Regions from separate parts of the Homo sapiens genome. Here region 2 is linked to region 1. Evidence: read pairs that join two places in POLR2A ChIA-PET (ENCODE). Cell type or tissue: MCF 10A. All regions are shown on one strand. Links, peaks and the distances in the headings refer to the core of each region. The heading gives the core; the rest is flanking DNA. Region 1 has its middle 12 kb from the start of TGM3. Region 2 overlaps TGM3 (transglutaminase 3).

What was found. ChIA-PET counts read pairs that join two places held together with the same protein. Peaks named below come from ENCODE experiments on the same cell type or tissue, not always from the same donor. Only the 100,000 strongest peaks of a DNase experiment are listed, where the experiment ranks them.
Region 2: POLR2A ChIA-PET joins it to region 1 with 5 read pairs; 3 of 35 experiments call an interaction of 5 or more read pairs at or near these places.

What each region holds. Positions count from the first base shown.
Region 1 is chr20:2,281,726-2,287,100 of GRCh38, forward strand. No RefSeq gene overlaps it. Among named protein-coding and RNA genes, the nearest start is that of TGM3, 12 kb to the right of the region's middle. In MCF 10A, for the core only: no CTCF peak of the experiment used is centred there; a DNase peak (open chromatin) is centred at 2,476.
Region 2 is chr20:2,336,616-2,341,930 of GRCh38, forward strand. It overlaps TGM3 (transglutaminase 3), which reads left to right. Exons shown (of 13, transcript NM_003245.4): 12 at 3,239-3,372; 13 at 3,819-4,464. The coding sequence ends at 3,966. Among named protein-coding and RNA genes, the nearest start is that of TGM6, 42 kb to the right of the region's middle. RefSeq lists an enhancer at 3,070-3,570. In MCF 10A, for the core only: no CTCF peak of the experiment used is centred there; no DNase peak of the experiment used is centred there.

The DNA.
Region 1 (5,375 bases), core at 116-5,115:
GTTTCATCCATAGAGGAGGTGGCCTGGTATAGTGAAAACAGTGTGGACTTTGGAATCAGTACTGGGCTTAAATCTTGGCTCTGCCTTTTAGTAGCTGTGTGGCCTTAAGTAATTGATTTAGATTTCCAGAGTTGGATTTACTAATCTGTAAGATGAGCCTAATAATACCTGTTTGTTATGGTTGTAGGTTGTTGAGAGTATTAGATGAGGTAACAGATATGAAGGATCAACAGCAGTGTTTGACAAACAGTAGGCCCATAATAAGTATTAGTTCCTTTGCTCTATTACGTCTAACGCTCTACTTCCACCCCTTACCTCTACCACCAAACTCAGAGTGGACTGTTGGCAGGCAGAGAATGCAGCAGGGAGGCAGACTGAGTCCAGGTCCTCACATGGCCCTAATCGTGCTCTCTCAGTTTCACGGAAGGACCACACCCCAGCCTCCTCTTTGGTAGGGGGACCAAAGGTGAAGGGGCCAAGGGGGAGGTGGCAGAGAATCCTTCCCTCCTTTGCCAAGCGAATGTGTCTTCTCTGTGTCTTCTCTGTGCTAGGCAACTAGATGGTGTTAGTAACAAGAGAAGATAAAAGGATGCTTTCAAACTTTACAGAATGAACGCCCTCTCTCATAAATCCACTACCTAAAATAGCAAGCCCCAACATGAGGGCAAAGCCTTGGCCTGTCTGCCTGGGCAGGAAGGTAGCACAAAGGTGGGATCTGACGGATGGTGGAGTGAGAAGGCAGGGTTAGGAACCTGAAAGGGCAAGGCTTAGAAAGGCTTCTAGGAGCCTTGGCACCAGCAGAGCCATGGCGGGGGGATCTGCGCTCAGAGCAAAGCCACCAGTTGGCAAACACAAATCAGTCTCCAAGTTCGCACCACACAGGACTTGTTTGTGGTGGAGGAAGCAAGACATCTGCCAGGGAGGCAAGAATGGATGCTGGGGCTTGGCTTGTTGCAGGGCCTGAACCAGTGGGCTGGATCAAATGCATTGAACCTCTGTGGACGGGTCTCATTTTTGTATTACTCTTTTTTTTCCCTTCCTTCCACTTTAGGGCAATATTAGAAGAAAGAATGCAGGGGCGGGGTGTGGTGGCTCACGCCTGTAGTCCCAGCACTTTGGGAAGCTGAGGTGAGTATATCACTTGAGGCCAGGAGTTCGAGACCAGCCTGGCCAACATGGTGAAACCCTGTCTCTACTAAAAATACAAAAAAATTAGCTGGGGTGGTGGCGGGCGCCAGTAATCCCAGCTACTCCGGAGGCTGAGGCAGGAGAATCACTTGAACCTGGGAGGCAGAGGTTGCAGTGAGCCGAGATCGCACCTCTGCAATCTATCCTGCGCACCAGAGTGAGACTCTGTCTAAAAAAAAATTAAAAAGAAAATAAAAAGAAAGAATGCAGGCCTTGGAGACAAGAGTGGTTTTAAGTCTTACTCTGCCTTTGCTAGTTTTGTCTCCTTGGGCAAGTTACTTAACCCCTCTGAAGCTTAGTTTTCTCATGTGTAGGATGAGGAAGATAATTTCTACTCAGAGAGTAGTTGCAGGGACCGAATGAGTTATTGCTAGTGAATTCCAGAGTGTGGCACGTGTAACCCAGACACGGGGGCAGACATTTTAAATTCTAATAGTCAATGTTTAGTTTCATAGGCATTAGAAAAATAATTGACAAACCAAATCATTTTATGAATGTTATTGATTAGTGCAAGACTAAAGTAGTTAGGTAAGTTAATTAATTAATGTATTTATTTATTTTGAGACAGAGTTTCGCTCTTTCACCCAGGCTGGAGTAAAGTGGGGCAATCTTGGCTCATTGCAACCTCCATTCCCTGGATTCAAGCGATTCTCCTGCCTCAGCCTCCCAAGTAGCTGGGATTATAGGCACGCACCACCTCGCCTAGCTAATTTTTGTATTTTTAGTAAAGATGGGGTTTTGCCATGTTGGCCCAGCTAGTCTCGAACTCCTGACCCCAGGTGATCCACCCGCCTCAACCTCCCAAAGTGCTAGGATTACAGGTGTGAGCTACCGCGCCCAGCTGGTAAGTTAAAGAAAAAAGGGAAAGGGAGTTAATTTAAAGAAAAACTTTAAGTTAATTATGATGTAGCTGGTGGGCAGATGTGGCAAAACTCAAGAAGGTGCTGTGTGAATGACTAAAGTACAGGAAACTGAATTAATACCCACTCAATCATGGTGGCTGGTTCGTGGCAGGCACTGAAGGTCATTTCCAAGAAAGTAAAGAGGTTTAGAAAAGGAAGGGAGGGAATAAGGGAGGAAACAGACCTTCTTAGTTGTCTACCTACTTAGCCTGTAGGTCCACTTCAGCCATACTCTTCTTCCAGAGGTTCCCTTTTTGTTTTTTCTTTTTAAAAATATTTTTTAATTTTATTTTATTTTTCTCTACTAGGTTAGCCAGGCATGATGTCATGCACTTGTAGTCCCAGCTACTTGGGAGCCTGAGGTGGGAGGATTGCTTAAGCCCAGGAGGTGCAGATTCCAGTGAGCTGAGATCATACCACTGCACTCCAACCTGTGTGACAGAGCCAGGCCCTCTCCCAAAAAAAATAAATAAATAAAAATAAAATAAAATAAAATAAAATAAAATAAAATAAAATAAAATAAAATAAAATAAAATAAAATAAATAAAATAAAATAAAATAAAATAAAATAAAATAAAATAAAATAAAGGGTATACGGTGAAGAGTCAGTCTCTTTTTTTCCTTAACAATTAGGCCCCTAGGTTCCTTTCCCAGAGAAAACAACTGTTAACATCTTCTTTTAAATCTTTCTTTCTAAGTATATGCAAGCATAATTGTGTAGGAGCCTGTTTTTTTCAAAGCTCTTTTGATGAGAATTTATATCTAGAATCCTAAGACTTAAAAGTGCAAGGAGGGGGATGCGTGAAACACACTAAGATCATCTTGTTCAGAGATCTCAGTGAGAATCAGAAAATGCGTGGAGGTGGCCACACTCATTGACAATCTATGTCTAATGAAAGATGTTTTTGTTTTGTTTTGTTTTAGAGACAGGGTCTCATTCTGTTGCCCAAGCTGGAGTACAGTGGCATGATCATAGCTCACTGCAGCCTCAAACTCCTGGGCTCAAGTGATGCTCCCACCTAGGCCTCCCAAAGCATTAGGATTACAGGCATGAGCCACAGCACCTGGCCTGAGAGGTGTTTCTGGTGAGCACATATAGAACATGAGATAATGTGAAGGTTGAAGCAAAGGCTGAGACCTACTGACTTAGGCCAAACCATTTCCCAAGGTCTCCAAATGAGTTAGTGACAGACCCAAGAATCTAGTCTAGCTAGACTCTAAGTTCTCAGGTATCTAACTTGCTGCCACAGTTTTACCAAGATGTAAACATTCAGGACAGAGACTCTGAGCCAGAGGAAGTCCTCCCAGCCACTTTGCTACAGTGTAGAAGGTCAGGAGAGACCAAGTGTTTGGGGCCTGTTGAAAGTAGAGAGTGGCTAGGAACTTATCTGGTCTCATATTGTAAGGAACATAAAGGAATAATTCCATTTCCTTTCATGTTTCCTGTGTACAAGTCCTATAAATATTGCCATATCTCTAAGAGCAAACCTTGTTTGGACTTTCCAGACTTTTGCTTTCCAAAGAGGTGACCAGAGACGTTTCCCAGACATCCTCCACTTCCTGTTGTTGTCCACACTGTCTTCCAGTAGAGAGGGTGGTAGCATCATTTGAAGTCACCCTTCCAGTTTCAAGTTATTTATTTACTTGTTGTGAAGGCCCATGTTATGCTGGGACAAGCCTTGGGCCTCTGAAATTTATAGCTGTCTTTATGGATGCATGAAACGAAGATCTAAATTTACTGCATGGGAAATTCCAACTTTGTCCTTGAGACTTAAAGAGCCTTTAGTGTTGGATCCATCTGGTGAAGACCAAAATTTCTAATTAAATCCAGCCAACAGCCAATACATTCTCAAACTATTAAATAATTCACTAAAGTCCTCTAGTGCTGAATCCATTTTTATTTACCTAATTCAGTATGTAATAAGATAAAATCAGAATGGAAAATGCATACTTTGCACTTTTTCATAGCTGCCTTATTTGAAAAGATATGGAAGAGCTTGGTAGTAAGCATGACAGTAGGTAGGTGCGGCAGGAAGTGAATCAGGGAGGTGGCGATATGTCACCAAGCCCTTTGTGTATGCTGCTCCCTGGACATACTCACATTGCTGCAGGAATGCCTTTTCTCTGATACAAATCCCTTTCCCTCCAATTTCTTTTTTAGAGATGAGGTCTCGCTCTATCGCCTAGGCTGGAGTGCAGTATCACTATCATAGCTTAGTGCAGCTTTGAACTCCTGGACTCAAGCAATCTTCCTCCCTCAGCCTCCCGAGAAGCTGAGACCACAGGCTTATGCGACCAGGCATGGCTAATTTTTTTTTTTTTTTTTTAAAGGAGTCTCACTCTGTCACAGCCCAGGCTGAAGTGTAGTGGCATGGCCTCAGCTCACTGCAACCTCCACCTCCCGGGTTCAAGCATTTCTCTTGCCTCAGCCTCTTGAGTAGCTGAAATTACAGGTGTGTGCCACCACACCCGGCTGATTTTTGTATTTTCAGTAGAGATGGGGTTTCACCATGTTGGCCAGGTTGGTCTTGAACTCCTGACGTCAAGTGATCCATGCACCTTGGCCTCCCAAAGTGCCAGGATTACAGGTATGAGCCACCACTCACACTCACCTGTCTTTTTGCAGAGACAGGGTCTTGCTATGTTGCTCAGGCTGTCTCGAACTCCTGGCCTCAAGCAATCCTCCCACCTTCGCCTCCCAAAGTGTTGGGATTATAGGCATGAGCCACTGCACCTGGACTCCTCCAATTTTTGTTTATTCATATCTATCTTTTAAGGCCTGTCCCAAATGTCGTCTCTTTCATGAATCTTTTATCAATTCAATAGGTAAACCTACTGAGCCTTCTTGCATATTTTAGTCACATACATTTTGCTTTCATCTCTTCTTTTCGGTTGTCAACTCTTTAAAGGCAAGACCATATTTATCTTATTTTATATCTTTATTTTTGGCACAAATCTGGTTTTATTAATAGTTGTTTAGAAAAAGAAAGAGAAAACTTACTTTTCTTTCTTGTTACATAACTTATGCATATTTATTATAAACCACTAGAAAATACAGCAAAACAAAATCAAGGAATACAAACCATTTGTATTTTGTTGCACAACATTCTATGCTTTTAAAATTCCTACATTTGCCATAAAGATATATCAAAACTGGATCATACTACAAATAAACTTTTTAAATCTACTTTTTATATTACAACATATTATTAATGTTTTTCTGTGTTAGTATCATGTTTTTAAAAGGGAAATATGTTTTTTCTCTGATTATAAAAACATGTCCCC
Region 2 (5,315 bases), core at 1-5,000, 55 kb after region 1:
GCAATTGCACCCTTTTACTGTCCTGGTTAGTTTGGACTGTGCTTCAGGATGGGGGAGTTGGTCCCCTACCTTAGGGGCTAGAGAGTCAGTGACTGGGCAGCCAGTCTGGGGGCTGAGAAGGGCAGTCGTTCAGGCCTTGGGCCATGTAACCAAATGGATCTGGCATTGTATCTAAACCCCTCCATTGATCAGTGGTGACACTGAGCAGGTCCCTTAATCTGAGTCTCAGTTGCTCCAACTCTGTCACTGGGACAATAAATTACTTCCCTTGCAGAGTGTCATTTCCTCAGGGAAGCCTTTCCTGAGCTCCCAAATTAGGCTCCCAAATTCATCTCAATTATACACCCTCAGAACATTCTGTCCTTTTCCTTCAAGGCATTTGTCCCAGCTGGAATATTATCCTTCTTTGTGCAATTATTTGGTTGTGAATCCCTACCCAACCGTAAACTCCATGAGGGCAGGCATTACCTCTGTTCTGAGTTCATCACTGTCTCCCTTAGCACAATGTCTTAGTGGATAGCCACTATTTGTAAAAGAGAAATAGCCCCTTGCTCGGGGCATGACTGGAACAGATCCCCTTGGCTCTGGACTTGCATTCTTCCCTGCACAGGAAAGTCAGTCCAGGCTTGTGCCCTGCGTGTGACAGCCTCTCCTGCTTCACAAGACATTTCTGAGAAACACTCCCCATCTCTCTAGACATGGTGGACAGCAGAGTGCCCATTCCAACTCCTGAGGCTAGAAAATGATACTGGGTGGCTGCCAGTTCAGTTATGAGAACATTCTGTACTAAAGTGATCAGTGTTTAAAAGAACTTAGTTTTTGGCCAGGCGCGGTGGCTCACTCTTGCAATCCCAGCACTTTGGGAAGCCGAGGCAGGTGGAGCACCTGAGGTCAGGAGTTCAAGACCAGCCTGGCCAACATGGTGAAACCCCGTCTCTACTAAAAATAGAAAAAATTAGCCAGGCATGGTGGCGGGCACCTATAATCCCAGCTACTTGGGAGGCTGAGGCAGGAGAATTGCTTGAACCCGAGAGGCAGCGGTTGCAGTGAGCCGAGATCACACCACTGCACTCCAGCCTGGCTGACAGAGTGAGACTCCGTCAAAAAAAAAAAAAATTAGTGTTTTTCCCCAGTGTATTCCCCATTATGTTCCCTTATCCAATGTCCTCAAACCTTCTTCCAGCATTATCTTTTATTCAACACTTTTGCTATACATCTTCCAGATTTCCATGGCAAGTCTACTTATCTTTAAGATACTACAATATCTTTAGAAAGGAAATCAGAATATATAAGGCTAGAAATGTGCCATCACTGACTCTTTTTAAAAATTTAATCTTTTTAAATGACTCCTGATCTTCCTTCTTCGAGGCAAGTTCTTTCCTCCACCTAAGCCTTCACCTAATCGAGACATTCTTGTCTCTATTGAACGGATCAATGCCTAGCTCACTCAGAGCAGGGCACCGATTTTTAAACTGGAGAAGGTGATCTGTATGAAAAGATAATAATTTGGGTAAAACCCCATTATCTAACCTGGTACTGACTGGCAATTAGCACTGAGGACCTTAGACCACAAAACCAGGCCAAAAACAATCTGAACATTGTTTCCAAAGGGTGATGTCCTCCCAATTGATCCATCATCTGTGACAAGCAAACTCAGGTTTTTAGTGGCTTTTATCCTTTCCTCTGGGTACATTTACAGAGTTGGGTCAATAGGAGAGAGTGGTAAGCGGCATTAAAAAAAGAAAAAAAAGCATGGAAATCTCAAATTAAATATCACCATGAAAAATGTGGCAACATCTGTATAGCTTTCTTATAACCCAATAGCATAAAATTATGCTGCACTCTTCAAATTATGTCATACACTTAAATGAGTTTCATGGAAGAAATGAAAATATAGACCATGATGTGTAAAATGCTTCAATTACTCACAAATTACTGGGAGGTATTGCAGACCTATCAGAAACAGCAAAGGCTTTAGATCCAGCTGGGCTCTGCTGTTTCCTTGTGTGTGAATGTTCCAGGTTATTGAATCAGCCTGAACCTCAGCTCTGTCACTGTAAAATGGTTGCTCTGAGGATTAGTGACAAGAAAAACAAAACACAGCAACAACAAAACCCAGCAACCTCCGGTCATCCTCAAAAGAAGAAGAAATCCAATAGCCATAAAATGTCCATTTCTATGTCCAAAATGCTTTCTTCCCCATCCTTGATCTCATTTGACCCCTTCTGGGAGGGAAGAGATGATTGTCCTTCTTTACCAGATGAGGAAGTTGAGGCGCAAAGAGATGACTTGTCTGCCCAGAATGAATTACGGCTGTTTCTTGGCAGAAACACAACAGCTTTCATCTTTTGGTCTGAATAAATAGTCCAAATTGCTTTTCTGACCCCAAACCCAGCCTTCATCTGTTCTGATCACTGAGCAAGGACCGTGTGGTATTAGAGCTCCGCTCAGACTATAAATGGTGCACAGGGAACCTCTGGGCTCTAGAAGTTTAGAAGGACATTGGTAGACTGGGGTGTCAGCAGAGGAGAGTAGCCTGGGTTGAGCTGGGGGGACCCAACCCCTGGAAAAAGAGTTAAGGGAGCTACAGTGTGAGCCAGGGTGTGAGCAGCTGTGGGGCCTGGGGCTGCCCTTTTCAACACCTGTGGGGCCTCCCAGAGACGGAGGTTCAAGCTTTAAGGGAAGAAACAGGACCCATAAGCAGGAAAGCCAAGGAAAGTAATATTAAACCCAGCAAGTGGCTGGGCACAGTGACTTACATCTGTAATCCCAGTGCTTTGGGAGGCCAAGGCAGGAAGATCACTTGAGGCCAGGAGTTCGAGGCCAGCCTGGGCAACACAGCAAGACCCTGTCCTTGCAAAAAATAAATTCAGCATGAAAAATGTCCTGACCCTCACAGAGCCCACAGTGGGGTTGGGCTGTCCTGGGAAGCAGGGTCTGAACTGGAGTCGGGGCAGGGAAGTAACAGTGTTGTTGGCTGCTGCAGGGGGCCCCTTCCCCCTCAAAGCTGAGGTTCTCATCCACAGCACAGGATAATGTCCTGGGACCATCCTGTGTATTGGGGGGCAGGGGGCGTCAGACACAATGTGCCTGGCACCTAGGAGGGCTAAATGGTCTCCCCTTCTTCATCCTCAGTGACATCACCCCCTTCACTCAGTCACCCTGCCCAGCCCTCACCAAGGTGCAGGCAGGGGCTGAGCAGCTGGAGTCCTGACTCGGCAGCCCCTCTCCCCCATAGGTGCTGAACGAGGCTCGTGTGCGGAAGCCTGTGAACGTGCAGATGCTCTTCTCCAATCCACTGGATGAGCCGGTGAGGGACTGCGTGCTGATGGTGGAGGGAAGCGGCCTGCTGTTGGGTAACCTGAAGATCGAGTGAGTCCTGGGCCTAAGTGGCCGGTGCAGGAGGGCGGGAGGGGGCGGGGGGGCCCTCCAGATCCCCTGGGTGGGACAGACAGAGCTCCCTCTGACCTTGGGTTCTTTACTCTTTTGGGGGTCTTGGAACTCTAGAATCTGCTTTTGCATTTGGTTTGGGGGTTCACCAAACTTGAACTCCTGAGAAGAACAGGTCACCAGAGCTAAGAGCTGGCCTTCAGGGCTTAGAATATTTGGGAGATCATGGGACCCCCCCCTCCTGCTTCCCCTGCTGAAGAGTTCCAGGGCTGGAGGGGCCCCGTAACCCAGAGAGACAGCTAGAGGGAGCTAAAGAAGCAGTGGCCTTGCCCAGCCTCCATCAGAACAGGACAGGAGGTCACAGGAGGCCCGTCCAGCCCAAGGTCCGTGTGTCTCGTATCAACACTGATCTGTGCCCTCCCCATCAGCGTGCCGACCCTAGGGCCCAAGGAGGGGTCCCGGGTCCGTTTTGATATCCTGCCCTCCCGGAGTGGCACCAAGCAACTGCTCGCCGACTTCTCCTGCAACAAGTTCCCTGCAATCAAGGCCATGTTGTCCATCGATGTAGCCGAATGAAGGGCGCTGGTGGCCTCCCGTACAAACTTGGACAACACGGAGCAGGGAGAGCTCACCATGGAATGAACCCCCCGCCCATGCTGTCCGGCCTGGGAAACCCTCTCCATCTCCCAAGGCTGCCAGACATGGACCTCCAGGCTCCAGCACATCCCCCTCTCCTCTCCCCCAGGTTGGGGCTGGGTCCACCCTGTCCTATGACTTGATCACTTTTGCACATTCCCTGGCCGCTTCTCCCCAGAGCTGCCTGCTCTGTGAGCCCCACAGCCCTGCTCATTCCTCACGCCCTTCAATGCTGCAGGATGGACTGGCCCCTGACCCAGGGACTCTCCAAACGGGATACAGGAGAGAAGCTGGTCTAGACTGTTTGCTGATCCCCAACCTGCACGGGGCATTCCTGCTTCTCTCTCAGGCCACCACAGAGGGCAGGGGATGGTTAGTCACCTGCCCCAGCACTCACACCCTAACTCAAAATAAATGTTAAATAAGTGCGATCACACAGCACCGACTCTACCTGACTGCTGTTGCACCTAAGGTGGTGAAGGAGAGAGGAGGCTGTGGCCGTGACCTTCTGGAGCAGGGAATAAATTTGAGGAGGCCATGTTCTCTGTGTTTCAATGTCCAAAGGGAGTGGGCTTGATCTGCAAGGCTGTAGATGCAAAACTAGGGAAACATTTCAAGCCAGTTTAGGAAAACTTTCTAACATGATGTCCAAAAATAGATGAGGCTGCCTTGGGAGGTAGCTCCTGGTCACAGAAGGCTTCAAACATTCTCTGTGTGGTTGGGCAAACTTTTCAGGCCTCTCTACATGCATCAGAGTGAGAGGGGACGTCACAGTTTTTGCTGGAACCCTCTGGCAGAGCTGGTCCCGGGGGTGGCCCAGCCTCTGCTCACATGGGGCTCCACGCTCCTCTTGTGGCCAGGAGCAAATGCGTCCTTCCGCCAGCCACAGCGCTGTTAACTCAACCTGAACCTTCTCTGCCTTTATACACACTCTGATGGTTCCTCAGCCTTTGTCCCTTAAAATAACCTCAAACAAATCCCATTAGCTTTCCTGTCGCTTGTGCTGACTAATCCCATTTTGACAACTCTGCCTCATTTTCTGAACTCAGGAGACAAGTAGAATCTAAATAGAAACCTCAACCTCACATCCAGCTCAAAGCTTCTCCCCTGGGTGCAGCGCAGGCCTTACTTACGCCTGCAGAGCAGGCACTGTCCATCTCTCACCTTCCTTCCCTTCCTTCCCCGAACTGGGGAGTTGCTAGATCCCTCAGAGTTGGAGCAGAGAGAGAAGAAGAAAAGTGACAGTTGTCTGTATCACTGGTGCTGATGTAATGCAGCCAATGATGGTC